3 separate regions of the Homo sapiens genome follow, and all the other regions are linked to region 3. A link is a loop called in an ENCODE intact Hi-C map of the cell type or tissue named here. Cell type or tissue: PC-9. All regions are shown on one strand.

Region 1 (8,000 bases), 800 kb before region 3:
ACAATGAAAAGTGACTGTTTTTCATAAGTGAGGCAGGGGAAGAGAAGGGGTTATTTTTTTCCCCATTATATGTCTTTAAGAACTACTTGCTAAAAATATTGGGCACATATGAATTTGATAAAAGCGAAAAACTTTTTACTTCACAAGTGCAGCTTTAACATACGTTGATTACAGTGAAGTTTTTGTTCTGTTAACCACTTTAGTAGGATTTGTCTAAATTTAGTGATTTACAATGCCTGCAGTAGAATCAGAAGATTTACACTGAAGGGATTATAAGTAGCACAGGGGGGCAATGACAAGGCTATTTCCCTAACTTTTAAGAATTTTAGCAATAAGAGTACTCACTGAGAATTAAACCCAAAATATACTGGACAAAACCAGGGAAACTCTAAAATTCAATTAAAAGAGATAGGGTTAAAGTTAGCCTAGGATTTGACTCAAAATAGCTTAAAGGCATTAATATACCTAAAGGAATGCCATGTTAAAAGGGGGCTTGGTCAGAAATAGAAGCACAGCAATGGGAATGAAAGCAATGTTAGCTTATCTCCTGCTTTCTTCAAGGGAGAGAACATCTAAGTTCACAAGTAAAGATCCACGTATTTCAAAAACAAAGACAAATGTTTATTAGTCCCTACAGTCAGAGACAAATGTGTATTAGTCATTACAGTAAATCACTAACATCATCCAATTCCTTGATCTAATTCCATTCTCATCAAGCATACTTCTGACATGATTATTTAACTTTCTATGTAAATATGCAAATAGAGAAATGAATGCAAAGACCATAAAATGAGTGCTTGGTTCACTTAATGGTTATACTTCTCATCAGTACTATTTTATTCTATACATCAGACTCTGTAACCTTAATGAATGCTGCCTGCAGTAAAAGATGAATCACTCTTATGTGCTATCAAAAATCAGGTTTATGACCTTGCATGACTGAGAGCTACAAGCCAGGCCACGTAAGTTCACACAGCTGTTGCCACACTGGGTATGTCCAAGGGTCAGAAGCTTTCCCCTTTTCTTTACACTAAAATGGCTGAAAAATCCAACTTTTTAGATAGACATCAGTACAAGAAAATCCTAAATGCCTATCTTGCCACGAGTCTTAAATGTAGGCATTTAATTCTAACATTTCTGAACTGAATAGTTTAGAGAAGCACTTGCCACCAGACAGCAAGCCAACAGCACTGCAGCACTATTTCAAGACAGCTACAGAATTACTAAATTTTTCAATGTCTTTTACTTGTTCACTTTCACTGCCATAAAGAAAACTTATTTGGGAATAACAATAACTAATGATAATAATCCCCCTTTCCTCCATATGCCCATACTCTTTCCTGCCAATTGCATAGCAAGGAAAACACAGAAAACTTACATGGCACCGTAGTTCCAAATCTAGTGGGATTCAATACTATGAACCTGTTTTTCAAGCTTCTTCGGCCTACACCTTGAGCTCCTATCAATACTAATGTTTTTCTCTGGAAGGGAGGCATTTTGGCTACCTCCTCATATATCTGGATTTCATGACGATCAAATTCTAAATGAAAAAGGAAATGGGAATACAAAGTCAACTTTTATATACATGAAAGAAATCTCTGCAATTCTGTCTAGTAATGGCTTAGCTGTCTTGATAGTTAAATATCACTTGACTTGTACCCACTTAGCATAGATTTGTTTTTACAAATTTGGTAAAGTACAATAAATAATAATTATTTTATTATTGTTTTTAAGACCGGGGCTCACTGTCACCCAGGGTAGAGTATAGTGGTGCAATCTTAGCTCACTGTACCCTTGAACTCCTGGGCTCAATGAAGCCTCCCGAGTAAATGAAACCACAGGTATGAGCCATTATACCCAGCTAATTTTTAATTTTTTTTTTTGTAGAGATGGGATCTTGCTATGTTGCCCAGGCTGGTCTCAAACTGCTGGCCTCAAATGATCCTGCTGCCTCAGTCTCCCAAAGTGCTGGGATTATAGGCATGAGCCACTGTGCCTGCCCCAGTAAATTATTTTATATCTTGCTTTAAACATCTGGTTCCATCCATTTGCCCTTAAAAATTTGTCTAATCGGGCTGGGCATGGTGGCTCATGCCTGTAATCCCAGCACTTTCGCAGGCCGAGGTGGGCGAATCACGAGGTCAAGAGATTGAGACCATCCTGGCCAACATGGTGAAACCTCGTCTCTACTAAAAAAATACAAAAAATTAGCTAGGCGTGGTGGTGTGCGCCTGTAGTCCCAGCTACTCAGGGGGCTGAGGCAGGGGAATCACTTGAACCCAGGAAGCAGAGACTGCAGTAAGACGAGATTGCGCCACTGCACTCCAGCCTGGTGACAGAGCAAGACTCCGTCTCAAAAAAAAAAAAAAAAAAAAAAAAAATTTATCTAATCAAGCTAGAAAAATTCTATGTTTTATCCTTACTTATCAGAGATTCTATCCACTGAAACTTATTATCAATTTGCCAGTAAAAATCCTTTAATATAAATAATCAAATTACAAACCAGTATATATAGAAAGCATGTAGCAAATACGGAGGACAGGAGTAAACCTAGCGTGGTTGCTTAAGTAAGTTCCACAGAACAAGTGACCTTCCAATTATATAAATGAATAAATATTGTATGGCAAATCAACAATTATCAGTTTGATTAGAATTCAACATACTGACATTTACTGACAACATACATTTAAATATTAAGATTTTGAAATTTACATATAAAATAAATTTTAGATCCAACTGTTTCACTAGAAACATAACCCAAAATTATAATCTTAGTCGATGGGAAAATTACAAATTTTCTATTTTGCAAAAAAGCCTTATGGGCATATATTTTATGAATAATAGGGCCAAAGTGATGATTTGAAATATTATATTACCTGTTATTACTGTAACTCTCAATCTGTAGTAATAACACTCCTTCCTTAGCTTATTATCCTAATAGTAACTCTTTCTTTGCACAATTTCCCCACAGTAGATTAAACCAATATTAAGAGAAAGCAAGCCTACTTCTTCCTTCTATATTATTTTCTTTTATGGTGTGCTATTTAGTTTATTACCAGCATAGAGGTAGCTCTGAAGTCAAGAAAGTACTTTTAAAATTGCCAACTCCTTTGATTAAGCCTCCAGAAATTTCTGATTCATAGAGCTGTTTTTTATTTCTGTCATCCTCTGCAACTGGGAAGAATAAATATAGTAGTTTCCATTCTTTCCCTTCTTTCCTATTTATTTATTTTTAATAGCCAATGAGTAGCCAATCCAGGTCTGGGGTCTTATTTTACATTGTTTTTAAAAATCTTTTCAGCTTTACTGAGGTACAACTGACAAACAGGAATTGTATATAAAGTGTACAACTTGATGTTTTCATGAATGTGTACAATGTGAATGATTACCTCGATCAAGCTATTAAACATATCCATCACCTCATATAGTTACCATTTCTTTCTTTTTAAATATATTTCTTTCTGTATGACTAAAAGATTTAAGACAGAATTCTATTAGATCAGACTAAGATTTATTTGGTCCAGTGCTATTTTTCTAAAACTATCATGGTCAGTGTTATGGCAGGATACAGTTGCCCTAAACATAACTCTTTTAACATCTTGACAAAGGCATTCTATCCTTTAGAAATGGCACATAAATTACTATTTCAAAATTCTCTGGACAAATAGTTTCAATTATGATACTGCTTCTTGATTAAGACAAACAAAAATCTTAACCAATTTGTTTTGTGTTGTAAACTATACTCACAAAATAAAGCACATGGTAGTATATATAATGTGGGTTTTAAATAATTTATATTATATTGCACCATGTGTTCATATGTCAGCCCCTTGCAACTAGGTACTAATCTGAATTACACTCACTTAAAGCTGTATATTCAGAGTTTATGCCACACTAAATGACATATAGCTACTTCACTTGGACTTCTCAAAAAGTATTTAAAACCTACCTGCATTTCTGGTTGTGAGATACATCATCTTTTTCTTTTTTTTGCTACTTATAGTTCCACAAAAAGGTCCTGAAGGATGATAAAACAAATATAACTTAAGCAGTATATCAGAATATGAAAAAATTGCCCTATAGTATTTTACAGGGGTGGGAGAATTATCTCCCCAATGTGGCATCCTAGGAAGCAAAAGAGGGTGGAGGTGAGTTAAGCCACTGAATTTTGATACTCTACCAGCAGGTGGCAGAACGGGATCAAAAAAGATTACTTATGAGCGAGAGAAAGCAGAGGGAGGGATTCATTCTAGACATATTTTAAATAAATGCATTTGCTTATTTAGACAAAAGAGACAAAGAAAGGTGGTCACAAAGGACTGCTTGTTACTTATTGTGTCGAGCTCATCACCTGAATTGTCCCAGTCTCTTCTAACAAATGCCTTTCTCTTCTCTTCCAGGAACTGGCTTGGAATGAGACCAGCGCTTCCTCCCTCTTTTACATGGCTAGCCTAGAATCAAATTAATGAATTGTACATCTCAGTGACCAAAATTTGAGACCATATTCTATTAAGTAAGACAAGCAGTGGTCAGTCAAAAAAGTCACATTTGCTCTTAAAAACAACCTTGAGATTTAAATCCATAGCATTGTCAGTTAAGATATTTAAACAATTCAGCACTGAAGAATCAATTGGCACCTAAAATTCTTCATATCTGTCATCTGGTAGTGAAATGTGGGGACCAAAATACAAATTAAATTGCTAAAACTTCTTATTTATGATACTAAGTTAGAAAAGGAAAATGCTATTCTAAATAAGATGTATTAACAGGACATTTTATCTAGCACCCTTTAGTAAGATATTTACTGTCAACCTTAATCCTACTATGTTGGTATTTCAGGCCAAACCAAATGAAAAGGAGATACTATGTGGAATATAAAGTGTAGATTTTAATTTATGCCACCAGGAGTCTGAATATCCCAAGAGTTTGTAAGTTTAAACTAGGCGAAACTTCACCTAATGTAAAACAGCTAACTTAAAATAAGCTCCAAAGAGAAATATTTTAAAATAGTGGCTGGAGAACTGGCTGTTAGTGGTTTATCTCACAAAGTTAGTATTTCTATCCTTACAACTAGCATAGAAAATCTAGTATAACTTTAAGCACTTAAAATCCTGAAAAACAGAATTAAAGTAACCAACTATCAAAATGCAGGGAGAAACTGAGAGAATGGTGACAGGTTAGAAGAGAAAACTAAGAGATCGTATTCATAGGAAAAAGAAAAAAAATGGAAAACTGGAATAATTCAATAAAGGAAACAGCCACAGAGAGATTTTTTAAATGAGGGATCTAAAAAAAGTTCAGGGGAAACCTCTTGAAATCATGGATTCTGTTTAATTTACCCATTTCTTAGCTGTCTCAACACATAGTGCACTTATACATAATGTTTTAAGTTAAATTTAAGGACACATAAGTAAGATTGTTCTCATTCTGTGATTTGTTTCTCCTTAGAAGTAGATCTATAATTTAGAGCTAATGTGAGTTACCAACATCTCAGTTAATTTTAGAATTTGGTGCTAAGTCCTGGATCCTTTCCTCTTACTCCTTGTTCTTTAGTAAAACTCTCATTTGCTTTGATAGTTTAAGGCATTTCAGACTTCCTGACCTGTCAGTTTTTCCAGTTCTGAATATTGTGGTTGTTAGCTAACATAAACCATTACAAAAACAGACTTATTACTGCTGCTAGGGGTTTCTGAAAGCTGCATTAGGAGAAGAAAAAAGAATACCATTAAACAGATCTTCTGAAAAAAGGAGGGAAAAATACAGTGATAATACACATCTCTTTCCATATACACAGATTTTAATCCAAAACCAAACAAAACTGATAGAGTGAACCTCCATTTCCCAATATCTGAGAAGAGGGGAGCAAATAGACATTAAGACCTTAAGAAATGATGCTTTACTTGCTATGAACGAACATGAGGGAGAGGAGACAAGAGACACACTTATTTCACAGTAAAAGTCTCCTACTTAAAATAAACAAAACCCAAGTTATCTTTTGAAAAGGGATGACCCAAGTGAGTTCTTCTTGGCCAATAGCATATTTTAATGCAATTACCCATGTGAAAAAAACCAATTGGTCTAATCCCTAAACCAATGGGTTAGTGCCACAGGCTGGTTAATTCTGCACTTATTAAGTTGCAAATTCCCTCCCAATTTGATCTTATGTCCACAAAATTAGTAGCCACGAAGCAGGAGCTGTTCATGTGGGAAAAATCATTGTAACAAATGCTAATATTCTTCCTGACTATTCAGATATTGATCAGATCTAAGATTAAAATTAGAAAAGTAGCTGAGGAACTTCTGAGAAGCATACTAACCTGCCACCAATTTGGATCTTCTCTATTTACAATCTGAAGAATCTCTCCTTTGGAAAACTTCAATCCTGCTTCTTTGCAAGGTATTAGGTTGTCATTGTATGGATTATAATCAAAATGACACTTCACAAATACCTAAAACACATAGCACAATTAAAAATACTATAGTTGTATCACTTGCCACTGAATTTAAAAAATCCTTGTCAAACCACTCTGATTTAATTGTAACTGACAATGTATTTAGTACTTCAGATAATGAACTTGTCTCTCATAAATGGAAATCAAGTTATTAGAATATTAACAGATTTTGGTATCAGAAAGATAATAAAACTTCTTCTCTACTTTAATATCTAACTTTAAATCAACAAGAGTTTGATAATCATTCTATCCCACCATTCTTCCACTTTTCTTCAATCTTTTCACTTGATTTTCCAACCAACACTGCATAATTTTTAATGCAAGTAAATGCTATGATCCAATTAACATCCTGAAATATAATATAGGTAGTTGATTTAAGGTATATATTTCAGATGTATTAGAACTCTGTGAAAAGGCCCTGAAACCAAAATTAAACAATAAAAGTTGATGTTGAAGTCAGATATGAAATATATTTGGTAGCCTTAAATACTTTTTTAATCATCTTGCTCTGATTTATATGCTCATCTTAAATTTAAATGATCAACATTAAATTCATTGTAAGACAAATACTGAAGAAGTCTCGAAACTATTTTCCATTTTAAATTCATTTGTGTATACACATTTCTTTTACATTTGCATTATTAATAAAAGTATGTCAGTTAACACTGTTAGTTATGATCTCCGAAATTTGGGCTATTTTGCTTATTTGCTTTAATTTAAATTCTAATTAAATTATGCATTTTTGGTATTTGATGGAAGGTTCAGACCAATTGCTGTCTTTCTTTCTTTCTTTTTTTTTTTTTTTTTTTTTTTTTTTTCAGATGGAGTCTCACTCTTTCACCCAGGCTGGAGTGCAGTGGCGTGATCTCTGCTCACCGCAACCTCCGCCTCCCAGGTTCAAGTGATTCTCCTGCCTCAGCCTCCCAAATAGCTGAAATTACAGGCGTGTGCCACCACACCTGGCTAATTTTTGTATTTTTAGTAGAGACCAGGTTTCACCATGTTGGCCAGGCTGGTCTCGAACTCCTGATCTCAAGTCATCTGCCCACCTCAGCCTCCCAAGGTATGGGGATTACAGGCATAAGCCACTGCGCCCAGCCCAACTGCTTTCTTAAAACAGACTTGTTTTATATATATTTATAGAAATTCAAATGTTATCTTCTAAAGAATTGCCTTAGCATTAATCAGCATGTAAACTTTAATAAGAAAGTACACAATTAGTCAAAATAACAATGTTCTTTTTCTATTTGTTTATCATACTTCTGTAACCAACAAAATTCAAATAACACAAGTAGACATATTATATTATTAGTGTGGTAAAAGTATTGTGATCGATGCATACAAAATAATTTTAAAATAACGAAATCTGGGAACATGTAATAAAATCTTAGTTATTTATAATTAGATGATTTTCATAGAAAGCATTCAGAACATTTTCAACTACTCTAGAAAAGCTAAATATTAATCCTTAAATCAGTAGGTCAATAATTTTTTTCCTGATATATAATTTTAGATCTAAAAAGCAAGCATACAAACATTAAGATTGCT
Region 2 (8,000 bases), 520 kb before region 3:
ATTTTTGAGGTGATGGAAATGTTCTATATATGAACTATATATGTTTGTCATATATATATATATATATAAATAAAACTCACTGAACTATATCCTAAAAAGGGTGAATTTTTTATATATAACAGTTATACATACAGTTGACCCTCGAACAATGCAGGGCTTAAGGGTTCCAACACCCCTGCAGTTGAAAATCTGCATATAACTTTTGACTCCTCCAAAATGTAGCTACTAATAGCCTACTGTTGACTGGAAGCTTTACTGATAACACAGTCAATTTATACATGTTTTGTATGTTATACGTATATACATATTTTATATATTACACAGTGTATTGATATAATAAAAGTGAGCTAGAAAAAGAAAATGTCATTAAAGTCATAAGAGTCAATGTATTTACTATTTATTAAGTGGAAGTGGATCATCATAAAGGTCTTCATTCATCTTCACGATGGGTAGGCTGAAGAGGAGGAGGAAGAGGAGGGGTTGGTCTTGTTATCTCAGGAGTGTCAAGAGCAGATGAGACTCTGCATATAAACAGACCCATGCTGTTCAAACCCATGTTGTTTAAGGGTCAATTGTATATATATAAAACAGTGTATAAATTATACCTCAATAAACCTGACTTTAAAAAATACACAGTGCATCATTGTTGGGGACTTACATAGATGTGAGCCTTAGTAGAGAATGAAAGTGAAAGCCTCACTCTTTAGAAAACTCATCATGCCCTTGTCTTTCCCCTACTAAGGACCTCACTTTCAATACATTTTAAAAAATCATATTTATCTCCAATTGCGTTTTTTTAAAAAAAATGCAAACTATGGGAGATGGGCCAAGTTTTCATTTTTCATAATACAGTAAAAATATTTATAGATATTTCAGCAGCTCTGGCACAATACACAGAACCAGTGAGTCCACATTACAGCAGAAAGTCAGTGGGTGACAGTAAGTCAATTTCTCCTCTATTACACTGCTTCCTGTTGGCGGAACAGTAGCAACCAGGAGAGCGGTGCTCAAAGCAATCAAGTGGCTCTTTAGAGCAAAGGGAAGGATAACTTTAAAAAATATTTATTAAAGATGTATATGGCATAAAACAACTTTTAAAAATTATTTTGTATTTTATTAACTAGTTATTAGTAATTAATAAGATTCCCTTTGTCTTCTGTTCCCTAGCCCTTGCAGGAAACTAGAGTTACTAACCTTCCAGAGATATTTTTATGCAAATGTGCATATGCATGTATTCTTTTTAATGCAAACAGAAGCGTATACTACTTTCTTCACTTTGCTTTCTTTTTCTAGTGTTTTTAAAAAAGATATGCTTATCGGTCTTAGTCCATTTGGGCTGCTATAACAGAATACCATAGACTGGGTGGCTTATAAACAACAAAAAAATAGTTCTTATATTTTGAGAAGTCAAGATAAAGGCACTAGCAGATTCAGTGTCTGGTGAGGGCCTGCTTCCTGATTCATAGACAGCCATCTTTTTGCTGTGTCCTCACAAGGTGGAAGGGGTGAGGGAACTCTCTGGAGCCTGTTTTATAAAGGCATTAATCCCATTCACAAGGGCTCCACCGTCATGGCCTAATCACCTCCCAAAGGCCCGACCTCCCTAATACCACCACACTGCGGGTTAGGATTTCAACACATGAATTTTCTTGGGGTGGGGGTGACACAAACAGTCGGTATACAGCACTGTCTCATTACAAGATGCATTTGAAGCAGTTTATTATAATCTATGTAAAATAATTGTTTAGGAAAGTAAAGAGTTGTAAAAAAATAAAACTAAGTCAGCAGAGAGTTTAGTACAAAATACACATGCCCTGAAACACTGTACAACAAGAGGTGGGCTACTAATGTGGCTCTGAGCTTTCTAGCAGCAAATGCAGAGGAAAATACAAGCAGTTATATGACTGTCGTGCCCATAACATAAAAACTAACCATTCTTTTCTTACATTTATGTATTCCCTCTGTGATAATTTTAAACTATTGAATTAAAAACAAAACAAGCAACATTTATACCAAAATCATAAAAATATCACCAGCTGGTTCTACAACCTGAGAAACATTTTTTTTTTCCCCCCAGGGAGCCTCATTTTTTTAATGAAAATCTTCACATCCTCACCTCATCTTGTTATTTTCACTTTATGTATGTAGAAAATTAATCCACATCTCCACAGATAGAGATGACTTATGTTGGAAACGTGGAGCCCATGGCTGCATAGTATTCCATTGTATGGATGTACCATAATTTATTTCCCCAGTCCCTTCTGGATGGGCATTTACAGTGTTTCTAGGATTTTGCTCTTGCAAACCATGCTTCCATGAATTTCCTCATGCATGCATCATTTCACACATCTGTAAGCATATTTGTAAGGTAAATTCCTACAAGTGGACTTGCTGGGTCAATGTGTATGGCTAATGTTTATTTTGACCAAGGCTATTAAAAAATTGCCCTTCATGAACAGTGTGCCAGTTTCTATTCCACACTCCCACATGTGACTGTGCCTGCTTCCTTGTACTTGCCCTGCTTAGCATATGATCCTACTCTGTGATGTTGAAAAACAACTCTTACGAATGAGAATGAACATTGTTCTATATGTTTAAGAGCATAATTTTTTCTTTCCTTTTCTGTGACCTGTCTGTTCATATCCCTTGTTCATTTTTTTTTCTATTGAACTCCGAGTGTGTGGCTTATTAATTGTAGGAACACCATCTAGATTAAGGACTTTATCCCTTTGTACTATCCGTTGCATTTTTCCCCTTGTGTGCTATTTGTCTTTTGACCTTGTTCATGGCATTGTTTTTGGCCATGTAGAAATGTTTTGTTTTTATGTGTTAAACTTTCTCAATGGTTTTTAAAATGACTTACGATTTGGGGTTACATTTGGCAAGGTATTTCCTACTTCAACATAATCTTCACTCCTTTTCTCAAATTCTTTATGTTTCAATTTGGAATTTATTTAGTGTATGAAAGTTGATTCATGCTTCAAAGTTATCCTCTTCCCGATAGCAATCCAGTTGTCCCAATAGTGAATAATCTATCTTCTCTCCCCACTCCTTGATTTGAAATGGAGACGGACAGCTTCTTAGCCTGAAAGGAACCCGTGGTAATCTGTAAAATACATCCCAACACTGCTTTCTTACACCTCAGGCAACAGGGGAATCAAAGCCTCCATGTGAGGCCTCAAGAAAGGCCAGTTCAGCTCATGCCCCCTCCTCACCCAGCAGACCAGGTGGACACCGGGCTGGCCTGTGCCCCTGTACATGAATACACTATAGACTTGTGCTCTTATATCTCACCATGGATGCTCTGGGCAGATAAGATTTCCAAATACCTTGTTTTTTTGTTTTTTGTTTTTTTTTCTCCAAGGGTGAGTTTCTCCAGAGAGTGTGACCTTCTCTAGGTGTTCCACTAGAGGGTGCTTCAACTATACATATTTACATAGACGTAAACATGACCTATGTTGTTTGTGTGGGCTGCACACACACATGCCAAGCAGCTGCTTTTTCCCGAACAGTCTATGACATGGGCATGCAATCTGATTTTTAATTCCCTCGACTCCTTCCACACATGATCAGATGACCTTCTCAAAGATCCCTCCTCTCCCAGTGAGCTGCTGGAACCCAAGGTAGTGGGAAATGGAGATCTACTGAATGGAAACTCTTAGCAGTGGTAGGAAAGGAGGCTCATGGGTTGATTTCTGTTTTTGCTCTTTTTCTCTGGAGGAGACTTTTAGGGATGATTTGGGCCTTCAGGGATTCCTTTGAAATACAGGAGAGGGCCACAGCTCAATTAAAAGTCACCGATAAGTGTCCAAAATTTGGGAGCCACATAGGCAGTGGGATGGAGCTGTTATTGGGTTGATGCTCCCGGAAGATGAATCAGGGTCCGTGGGGGCTATGGGGAGATGGAGTAAGGGGTGAGAATTGCTGAGTGGGTCAAGCAGGTGGGGACTAGCAATCATCGGGGAGAAGCTGAAGGATGCAGATTTTTCAGAGATTTCCCTTTTAGGAAGGGAATTGCAGTAGTGGTTTAGATGATTACTTTTTTTCTAAAAACTCAAAGTGGAATAAACAAGAAATGTGGACTTGGGGGGACTGGTGAGCAGAGCATGATACATCACAGAAAATGATGAAAGGAGCCCAGTAACTTCTCGGAGCTGAAGATAATAAGGTAGGCATCTTTAAGAGACAGTGAGCAGCAGCTTTTGAACTTTGGTGCATATTAGAATCATCTGGAAGGCCTTTTTAAAGAAATCTTGATTTCTGGGACTCGGACTCATGCATAAGCATTTTTTTTTTAAGTTTCCCAGGTGATTCCAACGTGCAGTCAAGTTCAAGAAACAATAGCATAGATCAGTGGTTCTCAAGCTCAAGTGAATACGAGAATCACCTGGAGAGCTTACTCGAATACAGCTTACTGGGCCATACCCAGAGTTTATGATCCAACAGGTCTTGGGTCGGTGACCAAAACTGAGTGCTTGAAATATGGTTAGTCTGAATTGAGATGTGTGATAAATTTGAAATACACACCAGATTTCAAAGACTTACTACCAAAAAAATACATAAATTATCTCGATATTTTTATATTGATTACATGTTAAAATGATAACATATTGGTTTTAATGGGTTAAATAAGATATATTATAAAAGCTCATTTCACCTGTTTCTTTTTACTTTTTAAAATGTGGCTACTGGAATATTTAAAATAACATATGAGCTTCCATCATATTTCTATTGATCTGTGCTCATTTAGATTAACAGTGCACAAAAGACAATTTTTAAATCACCTGCATAAGAGTTACCTGAAGTGCTTGTTAAAAAGGCAGTTTTCGTAGTGATGGCTTACAGATTCAGAATGTCTTGGGGGTGGGGGGCGGCGGGGGGTCAGGGAATCTGCATATTAAACAGCTTCTTGGGTGAGCTTGACGTGCTAAAGTTTCACATGCTGGCTTAGGCAAACAAAGAAAAGGAGGGGAGAAATACAAATTTTTCATTTAGGATTTGCTGCATTCATGACATGGTTCAAGGCCAATGAAGTATTCAGAATGAGATGATTGAGGATGCTACATCTTCATAAATGAAGCCCAAGTGAGGGAGTGACTTGTCTGGGGTTAGTTGAATTGGAGAAGTAGGAATTTGGGACATCTGTCTCCTCGCTACTCAGAATGTAGTCTCTGGATCAACAGCATCAACTTCACCTTTGAGTTTACTGGAAATGCAAATCTTAGGCCTTGCCCCAAACCTACCGTCTTAGTCCATTTGCGTTGTTAGAAAAGAATACCTGATGCTGGGCAATTTGTAAAGAAAAGAGGTGTATTCGGCTCACAGTTTTGCAGGCTGTATAAGAAGCATGGCACTGGCACCTGCTTGGCTTCTGGTGGGGCCTTGGGCTGCTTCCACTCATGGCAGAAGGTGAAGGGGGGCTGCGTGCAGACAGCACGTGGAGAGTAGACCAAGAAAAGAGGAGGAGGTGCCAGGCTCTTTTCAACACCAATTCTCTCAGGAACCAAAGGTGAAAACTCAATCCCTTTATGAATGGCACCAAGCCATTCATAAAGGATCTGCCATAAGGCTCCAACAATGGGGATAGAATTTCAACATGAGACCTGGTGGGGCCAAAAAATCCCATATTCAAACCATAGTACCTACTACTCAGTTTGCATTTTAACAAGACGCTAAGATGATTCAATTGCACCTTAAAAATTGTTTTACAACTTTATTTGGGCATATTTTACATATGTAACTTACCCATTTCAAGTGTACAATTCAATAATTTTTAGTGAAATTACCAAGTTGTACAACCATCACTATAAATCAGTTTTAAAACACTTCTATAATATTACCCCAATAAGATCCCTCATTCCCTTTACTGTCAATCTGGTTCCTTCCCATCTCTTTCCCAGGCAACCCCTGATCCACTGTCTCTTATAAATTTATCAGATAAGTGGAGCTATACAATATGTGATCCCTTGTGTCTTGCCTCTTTAATGTTATGCTTTTTGTGGTTTGTCCATGCTGTACAGATACCAGTACTTCATTTCTTTCTATTGCCAAATAACATTCCATTGTTATGATTATATCGCATTCCGAAGCAGGAAATCTCCCTGACTCCTTTGTGGTGGGAACTGGAGTGCACAGGTGCTAGAACTAGCCGCTGCTTAGGTGCCAACAGGGGCGGACTCCACTTGCTTGGTCCTGCTGTGTTCTACTCCTCACAGGAAGGGGAATGCTGGTGAGTGGGTGCAGGAGCCAGGGTGAGCACTTTTGGGCACCGGCAGGAACAAAACTGTGTGCAGCCCTCCCCACCCCAGTAACACCTAGGGGGGTGCCCACAACCCTGAAGACCCAGAAAGAGTGTTACAGTCAGTGCTCTTTTAGCTTTGCTGTCCACGGATGGCTTAAGTGTTAACAGCTCAGTGGAGGGTTAGTCTGGCAGCCTTTTGCACCTGCACCCCAGTTCTTTTCTGGCATCCAGGAGGAATGAAGTTGCATGAACAAATTGGAGATGGTAAATGCCAAGGATTTTATTGCTGACCAAAGTGGCTCTCAGATGGAAGGGGAGCTGAAAAAGGGATGGAGTGAGAAGATAATCTTCCCCTGGAGTTCGGCTGTCCCCAGACTCCTAAGCAACGCCATCAAGCTGTCCCTCTAAATCAAGCTGCTGCTCTTTGACATCCAACCGTAGTCTCTGATGTTCTGCTGCTTCTCCTCTTCTCTTCTTTTCCTCTGCCAGTGGAGCCTGGGGTTCTTATGGGCACAGGATGGGGAGCAGGTTGGCCATGGATGGTTTTGGAAAAGGCAACATTCGAGTGGGGAAAAAAGTGGGAATGTATGCTCCCACTTTGGGCCGTGGCTCCAGGTTAGAGGATGGCACTCTAGCTGGGGACCGCCCTCTTCTGCCCAGAATTTCCCTGCCTTCTGTCCCTATCAATTCTGTTTATGTGTTCATTAGTTGATGGGCATTTGTGGGGTTTTTTTCCCAATTTTAGGACCATTATGAGTAATACGTAAAAGAACATTTGTGTACAAGTCTTTTTGTGGCATATATTTTTATTTCACTTGGGTAGATGAGAGTAGACTCACTGGGTCAAATGGTACTGCACACTAAGACTTGAGAAGCACTGTTCCAGACCTTTTCTGTGTGTGCCAGAATGTGATAACCCCTTGGGTAATGGAGTGCTCATGGGCTTGTCCAGGTCTGAGTAAGGCTTGGTTCTGTTACTAGTAATTGTGTGATGTTGAACAAATAACTTTATTTAGTTGGTGAAGTAGATTTATAATCCCTACTGCATAGGGTTACTGTGAGATATAGAGCCACAAGTAGACTTTGGAGCAAAAGGAACCTAGGTTGAAGGCTAATCTGGCTAACTTTTTATGGCTGGATAAGTTGCCAAACCCCCAAGGCCAGTTTCTTTGTCTATAAATGGGGGATAATAATAATATATTTCTTGCTAGGCTTAAATAATGTGTTCACTACCTTAACAAAATAATCAATAAACACTGGCAACTATTACATAAAACACCTAGCTCAGATTGGGTGCTCAGAAAATGCTGGGTCACTACAAGATGGTTTCTACATCTTGGATCTTTCCTGGGGAAGAGATCAATTAAGAGGACACACACACACACACACACACACACACACACACACAGCCTGAGTTATTTTGCTTTGTGTGGTAGAACCAGGAGTTTCTCCTAAACAAAGTTAAACCTTCTCGATGAACTCACTTGTGATTTGTAAACATTCAACTCCAAGTCCAGGAGACATGTCTGTGATGCTGAGGTTTCAGTTCTGGAACATGTAAATGTACACTACTTGGTTACAGGCTCAGATTAGCTCAGGAGCTTCTTGAGCACCATGGCTTAAGGAAGGATTTACCAGGGAGTCCTGGGCTATATTAACTTTACTTAGCAGAGCAGAAAAACAACCTGCAGCAGCCATGGGGGTCATGGGTCAGTGAGCTTGACTGACCATTTTTTCAGATAATTCTAGGACCAGCTTT
Region 3 (8,000 bases):
AGAAAACCAAACACTGCATATTCTCACTCATAAGTGGGAGTTAAACAATGAGAACACATGGACACAGGGAGGGGAATATCACACACCAGGGCATGTTAGGGGGTTGGGGGGAAGGGGAGAGAGAGCATTAGGACAAATACCTAATGCATGCGGGGCTTAAAACCAAGATGATGGGTTGATAGGTGCAGCAAACCAACATGGCATATATATATCTATGTAACAAACCTGCAGGTTCAACACATGTATCCCAGAACTTAAAGTAAAATAAAATAAAATTAAAAATCAAAAAAAGAAAAAAATCTTGTCCTTAACCTTGATCTTTAGGTTGCTTCTAAATTCTGTTAATTTGGGGAACTTTAATTATTAACTTAAGTTTGGAATCCAGACTCCTGTTCCACCCTCTCCTACAGCCAGGTCACCCAACTAACCTAACCCTGCTATTGCCTCCTAGCTTCCAGAGTAACTAAACAAACAATATTCATGAAATTAAGTGACCTATGGCATATTTACTTAAAGTAGTACCTTTAAACCCATTTTTAAAAGACTTATGCAGACTTTATAATATGAAAAAATAGCTATAATATAGGCTCAACCAAAAAGAATTACATATACAATATCATAACAACAGGGTATTTAAAAAAAAAAAAAAAAAGAAAAGCTATGCATAGAGAAACAATGGAAAGGAAAACACCAAAATGTGAAAAAATAATTTTTAGGCGATTGAAATGTGGTATTTTATTTTCTCTTATTCCCACTCTTTTAAGTTTTTCTATATATATATATACACTTTTAATAATTAAAAAAGCATCCAAAATATAACTTTAAGAAACAAAAAAGTCTAAGGAATAACTTAATACCATTTGTGTATTAATTTTTTAAAAGCAATACAGACATAATCAAATATTCCTTTGTCACCTCAGTCAAAATCCTTACATTGTCAAAAGTTCTACCCAGAAGTTGATTTTCAACTTCCAGGGTGCTATAGTCTTCAAAGGCCTCAGTTTCTTTATTACTAGAGGCCAGCTGTCCCTTTGTCTCAGCACCCATTGCTCTCTTTACTCCTTGCTGTATAGGATTATGTTAACATAGGCAACAACTCATCAGTGTACCACCAACCCTTCACAGGGGAGCCATCACACATGCAAAATTTATTTTTGCTACAAGTAAGGATATAAAGATACATACTGCTACAAGGTATATTAGACTTATAGGTTATGCAAGAGATTAATTCAGAGAAGATACAACTTGCTTCAAGTTAGCTATAAGAAACATGATGCAGCATCTGGCCAGTAATCAAAACAGTTCATGATTTACTAGAAAATGTGACAACCGAATGCCTCTGAGAATGCAGGAAAATGTAGACAAATGGTCAACAGCCTTAAACGGTAATCATGAAATATACAGTAACTGTAATATGTATTTTCTATTTCCCAAAACTTTAAGATAAAAATTATATCCATCCTCTAAGTCCCTCAAATGATCTGCAAAAATTCTACTCTGCAAAAGTGTATAACAAATACAAAGTTTGGGAACGCTGAGGGTAACCCTTCTTTTGAATCCCACCACGTTATGGTGCCTCTGTCAATTACAATGTCTCCCTTTCTCCCAAACTTTGATAATAAAGAGTGAAAGCAAAAACCATCGAGCATATCTACTGTGTCTGTTTTCCCCCAAATTGGTGTAATTAGTTCACTTGAATATTTTACTCAAGCTAGAACTGACAATTTCACATTCTATATTGAAGTTACTAGCTCTACAGAGATGGTCCCTAGAAATGACTTTAGCCTGAAAAATTAGCTTCAATTACAGACCGTTTCTATTAAAGAGACAATATTCCTACAACAGAACATTTTGATAAAAAATTAAACATGCACAGAGGTAAAAATGTATTTCTTTACAAGTGTATAATCTACCAGTCATTCAAGAAAATGGTCTGTAAACTTGAAAATAACAAGCTTCTAAGTTACCAAATTAGTTAAGTAATATATGGCTTGATATCTAGGGTAAGAACATTTCCTGTACAGAAGCTATCCTATGCCACATCAAGAAAACAATAAGGGAGAATAATCTACATTTTAACTCTCTCAAAAATGTAAGGGCAGTGAACAGATTCACAAAAATAGTAGAGCTGTACTTCATTTTATACTCCTCTTCTAAGATAGAGAGTCTTCGATAGGTTTGCTGACCCTATGATTGCTGGAAGATATACCATTTTAGGATTAGTGGCACTTAGAAAGTGATTCTTGTCTCTTTTTTTTTTTTCCCACAGATATGCCTTGCCTCAACAACCATACTGAAGACTCTCTAGGACAAAGACTTATAACTCTTAGTGCCTTCAGCATCTATCCAGTGTTCTACACATAATTTCAATTATGATCAATGTGATTCTTGCCAAGAACCTAGTCTCTTGTGCCTCACTTTCCTTCCTCCTATGTAAAAGAGGAATAACAGTTACACTTTAAAGGGTTGTTGTGAAGATTAAATTAGATAATGCAGGTGAAATGCCTGGTACCCAGTCCACCTCATGCACTGTGCTAATTGATTCTACACGGCCTTTAATTATGAAACAAAATAACATTTCCACACTCTATAAATTTTTAAAGAAGGTGAGAATTGAAAGTAATAGATTCAACTGACAGCCAAAGTGTGCTTTTAAATCAACTGTTGTATCAGGGTCTGAGAGTTTACTTGGTAACATCAAAGTTATCTATGGCTACTCGGGTTCAGACTTTCACTCTAAATGTGCTCATGTTATAATAAACCACATCCCTTCCCAATGTGCAAAAATACAATGAAACAATTTTGTCAAGCACATTACTTAGTAATTTATTTTAAAATAACCTTTAAGCACAACTTTAAACACACTATGAAATAGGGGGAAGGTGATCATTTAGTAGGGAATAAAGTTTGTTTGTTTTAAAGAAAAAGAAAAAAAGCTTGAAAATTTTTATAGCAGCCCAAAAGAAATTATCTAGGTTTTGCTCTGAAACAAATTTTCATCACATATTTATCTGCTATGTCTGACGCTTATGTGGGGGGTTAAAAAGGATGTAGTGAAATAAAATTTTGTGAATCATAGATCGGATGGCAGAAGATGATGCAAGCCATGACTCAGGCAAGTACAATAATCATGATCAAAATTATACTTGCAATTTGTCATAGCAATTGTAATTTGCAAATACCAGTTGTTTGCCATAAATGGAGCTGATATCAGATAAAAATGAATCATGACGTTCAAGGAAAAGCAAATAAATGTCAAAACATTAATCTGCATAATATTTTTGGGGCAGTTATGAAAACATGATGGTAAGAGCTTGGTACCTTAACTTTCTCAAGAAATATTTCATGTTTCCAGAATATCAGCAATTTAAACTAACTTTTAACTAGTAATGGAAAAATGGGGGGCAAGGAGAAAAAAGAGGGGAAAGAGGAGGGAGGAAAGAAAGGAAGAAAGCGAAGGTACACAAAACAGGTATGCAATATAGACATTACTTACCTTTCAAGGAAATGAAGGGGAGAAAAGAGCATCAAAGTCCCAGCCCTTAAATATATAATGATTCTTCCTTATAAATAAGTATAATTTGAAAGATGACATGTAAAAGCAGAACACAATTATAAAAATAGTAAGTCAATAATTTAATTCTTGAGCTAGGTAAATTTGTGATCTTGTTTCTCTGGAATCTTCCCTTTCCTGTAAATAAATAGGAGTCCTTCTAAAAACAACAGCTCTAATATTGTTCATCTTCTCCTTTGATGAATCTTTCCACCATCCTATCAGATATTCAAAAGCATGACACTAAATTCTTTGAGAGAGACATCTCCTTTATTTACACTAAAATTCTCCCAGGACCTTTTACTCTAAATAGCGTCATTTTATTTAAAAACCTACTGTTTCAAATATAGCTTATTAAATATCTCCTTTAAAAAAATACTATAAATTGGAGAAAATTCTTTCATCTGGTTATTCCAGTCGTTTACTTGGCCATATTACTGGATTTTTGCCTCTATGATTTTATTTTCTGGTAGGTAGAAACAAATTGGCAGTTGATGACACCCTGCATAGAAAGAAACCCAGGATTCCTTAAAGGGGAAGAAAAAGAAAAGATCTTGTTGGTTAAAATTGATTATAAAAATCTATTTTAAGTAGTTTAAGGCTCTACTTTCCTTTAAAAATAGCTATTTTTCACAAATAAAACCAGAAAAATATTTTCATGTTGGAGCAATTTTAAAACTGTAAAGATTATTTAAAATTGATCCTGTTATTAAAAGAAAATTTAAAAATGGAACAAGCACATTCTTAAGGAGTAGACTTACCAATTGTTACAAAATAGCCTTCAGTCAATTTCAAATCATTCTTTCCATTTATTCATTCACAAATATTTACTGAATGCCTGGAATTGTTCTACATACATTTTCAAACCTTATGGAGTTTATGTTTAAAAAGATATAGACATCAATCAAACAATCACACTAAAGAAAAATTCGAGTTGTGATGAGGTTTTGTTATACAAAAGAAGTCTGAATATTTGAATGTCCATGACTAACTTAAATATTTCTAAAATTAACCTTTCAAACAGCTGCTGACATAAACATGTTTGCTGCATAAGCCAAAACTTATTACCTTGAGGCTGTGGAGTAAGAAAGTCACACTCCAGGTAAGAGAAAACGTGGTGGAAGCTTTTGAACAATAAAGAAAATATATAACCTAAATCAAATCCTTGAAATCCTTCAAGGAAGCAGGTTTTGATTCTATATCAAGGTTTATATAATTACTTTACATCTTAATGAAGGTTAAATTTATTGTACTCTCCCTCACCCAAATAAACAAATCAAGTTTGATTTCATTTAGAAGTTGCCTTTCCTAAAACCCTCCCTGCAGATGCTTATCACTGAATGCTGTGGTCCAGAGCTACACCTGGTGGCCATACACAAACTTACAAGAAACCATTCTGATCCTCAACAGAAGTTTAAAAATTACCCCTCTGTTAATCAAAAATCTCTCAAGACAGCAACAGGTTATTTCTTGATAGCTGGGGAAAGTTGAACTTTTAATGGAAAAAAATGGAAAAATGTTAAGGTAGATAGTTATAATAAAGTATAACACCATGTTAATGGTAGAATGTAAGTGATGGGTATATGGATATTCACCAAATTATTTTAACTTTCCAGTATGTTGGGAAATAGTCATTATAAAATATTGAAAAGTAAGGATTTAAATTAAGAATTTTGCACCCATTTTTTTAACCAGAAATACCTTTTAGATATTGTTTCCTTTATGTACTAGCATAATGTGTGTCTTCATAGTTCATGCTGTGTAATAGTCTATTATATTGCTGTACAATATTTTATGAAAAAATTCACTCATTCCACATTTATTCAATTTCCAATTGGACATTTACACATGTGTATTTTTGTTTCTATTAAGTCATGTTCCTAAAACAAACTTCTAAGAATTATGTCATTGGGATCAAAGGAGATCATCATTTTTATGGCTTTTGAGACATATGACCAAGCTACTTTCTACCAAGTTCACACTGTTATCACAAATGGAAACATACACCAATTTTAACCAATATTATAGGACCTAGACATTTTTAGATTTTACTGCTTTACTAAGCATGAAATACAATCCAAAGGTTAATTTGTACTTCTTGGAATTAAAAAAAAAATTACATATTTATTTTTGTACTTATCTACTGGAATCTCAATAATTTCCTTGTAAATTTGAATAATCACTTTATGTGCTTTAACTATTAACCTTTGTCTCCTAAACTCATGTAAGTTTTCCTGGTCAACTGCCATACTTTAGTTATTTTCACTATGGTGACTTTTATATACTCTAATCTGTCAATCTTAACCTTTGTGATACCATTCAAAGCTAGGAAATATACTATCACTCCATGAATGTGACAAACACTCTAAAAATTTTTTTGTTTTAATTAGTCAATGTCAGAGAGCAAAGCTCCCTTTAAGAAGATAATGGGGAAATAATAATATGGCTGGTAAAATTGAGAGCACATTGTCTCAGAGCACTGTATTTCTAAATGTGGTTCCCCCATATTAGCTCATTTATGCCTAGTGTTCCATTATTGGAACGCTAAGCTTGGAGTTATTTCATATCCTACTGAGAGGTGAAGCCAGCTGGACTTCCTGGGTCAAGTGGGGACTTGGAGAATTTTTCTGTCTAGCTAAAGGTTTGTAAACGCACCAATCAGCACTCTGTAAAAACGGACCAATCAACACTCTGTAAAACGGACCAATCAGTGCTCTGTAAAATGGACCAATCAGCACTCTGTAAAACAGACCAATCAGCAGGATGTGGACAGGGCCAAAAAAGGGAATAAAAGCTGGCCACCTGAGCCAGCAGTGGCAACCCGCTCAGGTCCCCTTCCACGCTGTGGAAGTTTGTTCTTTTGCTCTTCATAATAAATCTTGCTGCTGCTCACTCTTTGAGTCCACACTACCTTTAAGAGCTGTAACACTCACTGTGAAGGTCTGTGGCTTCACTCCTCAAGTCAAGCGAGACCACAAACCCACCAGAAGGAAGAAACTCCGGACACATCTGAACATCTGAAGGAACAAACTCCGGACACCCCATCTTTAAGAACTGTAACACTCACCATGAGGGTCCGCAGCTTCATTCTTGAAGTCAGCAAGACCAAGAACCCACTGGAAGGAACCCATTCCAGACACATTTTGGCAACCACGAAGGGACTACCACCAAGCAGTGAGTACCATCGGACCCCTTTTGCTTGCTATTCTGTCCTATTTTTCCTTAGAATTCGGAGGCTAAATACCGGGCACCTGTCAGTCAGTTAAAAGTGACTAGCACAGCCGCCAGACTAAAGACATGGGTGTCAGGCTTTCTGGTAAAGGACTCTATAACAACCCCCAACTATTTGGAGTTGGGAGCGTTGGTGTGCCTGGAACAAGCTTCTGCTTTTCCTGTACTTCTGGGCTGAGCTGAGGGTCAACAGAGAGGAAAGCCATTCAGCTCCCAGGTCCTAACAAGTTGGTTGACCCTGCGGCCAAGAGCAGAACTCTCAAAGTCATGTCGCCCAAGTGAGACTCGACCATCTAACCTATCTATGCTGACCCTTGCCTCCTGGGTCCTAATGCCTCTCAGACAAACTTCCTCTCACCTCTCTTCTCCAAGGCTAGTCCTGCTTCTAAAAACCACTCCCTGTCTCTTGTGCTTTTCTAGTTTCTCCTGTAAGAATGATTTCCAGTATAAACCTCAGGACTCTGTTCCCTTCTTTAGGCACCCAGGCTCACCAATCAGAAAGGCATAATTTTTGCCCAAAGCCCCATTATAGGGGGGACTATCTGGAATTTTAGGATCCCTCCTCAGACTAGCAGGCCTAACAAAAGCTATTCTTGAAGCTAGGATGTGGGGAGCTTCAGAAATGGTATCTTTCCTATTCACATAAGTGAGAACAAAAGGTATCACTCTTTCAACCCTGGAGATCCCTTCCCTCCCTCTGGGTATGACCCTCCACTTCATTTTTTGGAAATAACATCTTTATAGGTCAGTGGTAAGGTCCCAATACTAACAGGAAAATGCTTAGGACTCTAACAGGTTTTTGAGAATGTGTCAGTAAGGGCCACTAAATCCAACCTTCCTTGGGCCTCCTTGGGGTCTAGGAGGAAAAACTAGTGTTTCTGCTGCTGTGTCGGTGAGTGCAACTATTCTGATCAGCAGGGTCCAGGGACCATTGCAGGTTCTTAGGCAAGAGGTGTTTCTGCTGCTGCATCGGTGAGCACAACTATTCCAATCAGCAGGGTCCAGGGGCTGCACCATTGTGGGTTATTGGGCAAGAGGTGTTTCTGCTGCTTCATTGGTGAGTGCAACTATTCTGATCAGCAGGGTCCAGGGACCATTGCGGGTTCTTAGGCAGGGGGAGAAACAAACAAACCAAAACCGTGGGCAGTTTTGTCTTTCAGATGGGAAACACTCAGGCATCAACAGCTCACCCTTGAAATGCATCCTAAGCCATTGG

What was found. Peaks named below come from ENCODE experiments on the same cell type or tissue, not always from the same donor. Only the 100,000 strongest peaks of a DNase experiment are listed, where the experiment ranks them.
Region 1: a loop joins it to region 3, with 9 times the contacts of the local background. A loop is called at or near these places in 20 of 110 quality-filtered maps.
Region 2: it touches region 3 in a loop (31-fold over the local background); 17 of 110 quality-filtered maps call a loop at or near these places.

The regions. Positions count from the first base shown.
Region 1 is chr7:24,662,039-24,670,038 of GRCh38, reverse strand. PALS2 (protein associated with LIN7 2, MAGUK p55 family member) reads right to left here. Exons shown (of 12, transcript NM_001303037.2): 6 at 6,318-6,449; 7 at 4,352-4,451; 8 at 3,950-4,018; 9 at 1,379-1,540. Among named protein-coding and RNA genes, the nearest start is that of GSDME, 91 kb to the left of the region's middle. In PC-9, CTCF peaks have their summits at 3,975 and 4,177 (motif pointing right); DNase peaks (open chromatin) are centred at 948 and 4,199; H3K27ac peaks cover 1,215 bases.
Region 2 is chr7:24,377,519-24,385,518 of GRCh38, reverse strand. The region is part of intron 1 of LOC107986777 (a long non-coding RNA gene); the gene reads left to right. Among named protein-coding and RNA genes, the nearest start is that of NPY, 97 kb to the right of the region's middle. In PC-9, a CTCF peak has its summit at 3,443 (motif pointing right); DNase peaks (open chromatin) are centred at 3,358 and 6,078; H3K27ac peaks cover 825 bases.
Region 3 is chr7:23,860,310-23,868,309 of GRCh38, reverse strand. No RefSeq gene overlaps it. Among named protein-coding and RNA genes, the nearest start is that of STK31, 150 kb to the right of the region's middle. In PC-9, a CTCF peak has its summit at 4,928 (motif pointing left); DNase peaks (open chromatin) are centred at 3,159 and 4,905; H3K27ac peaks cover 1,492 bases.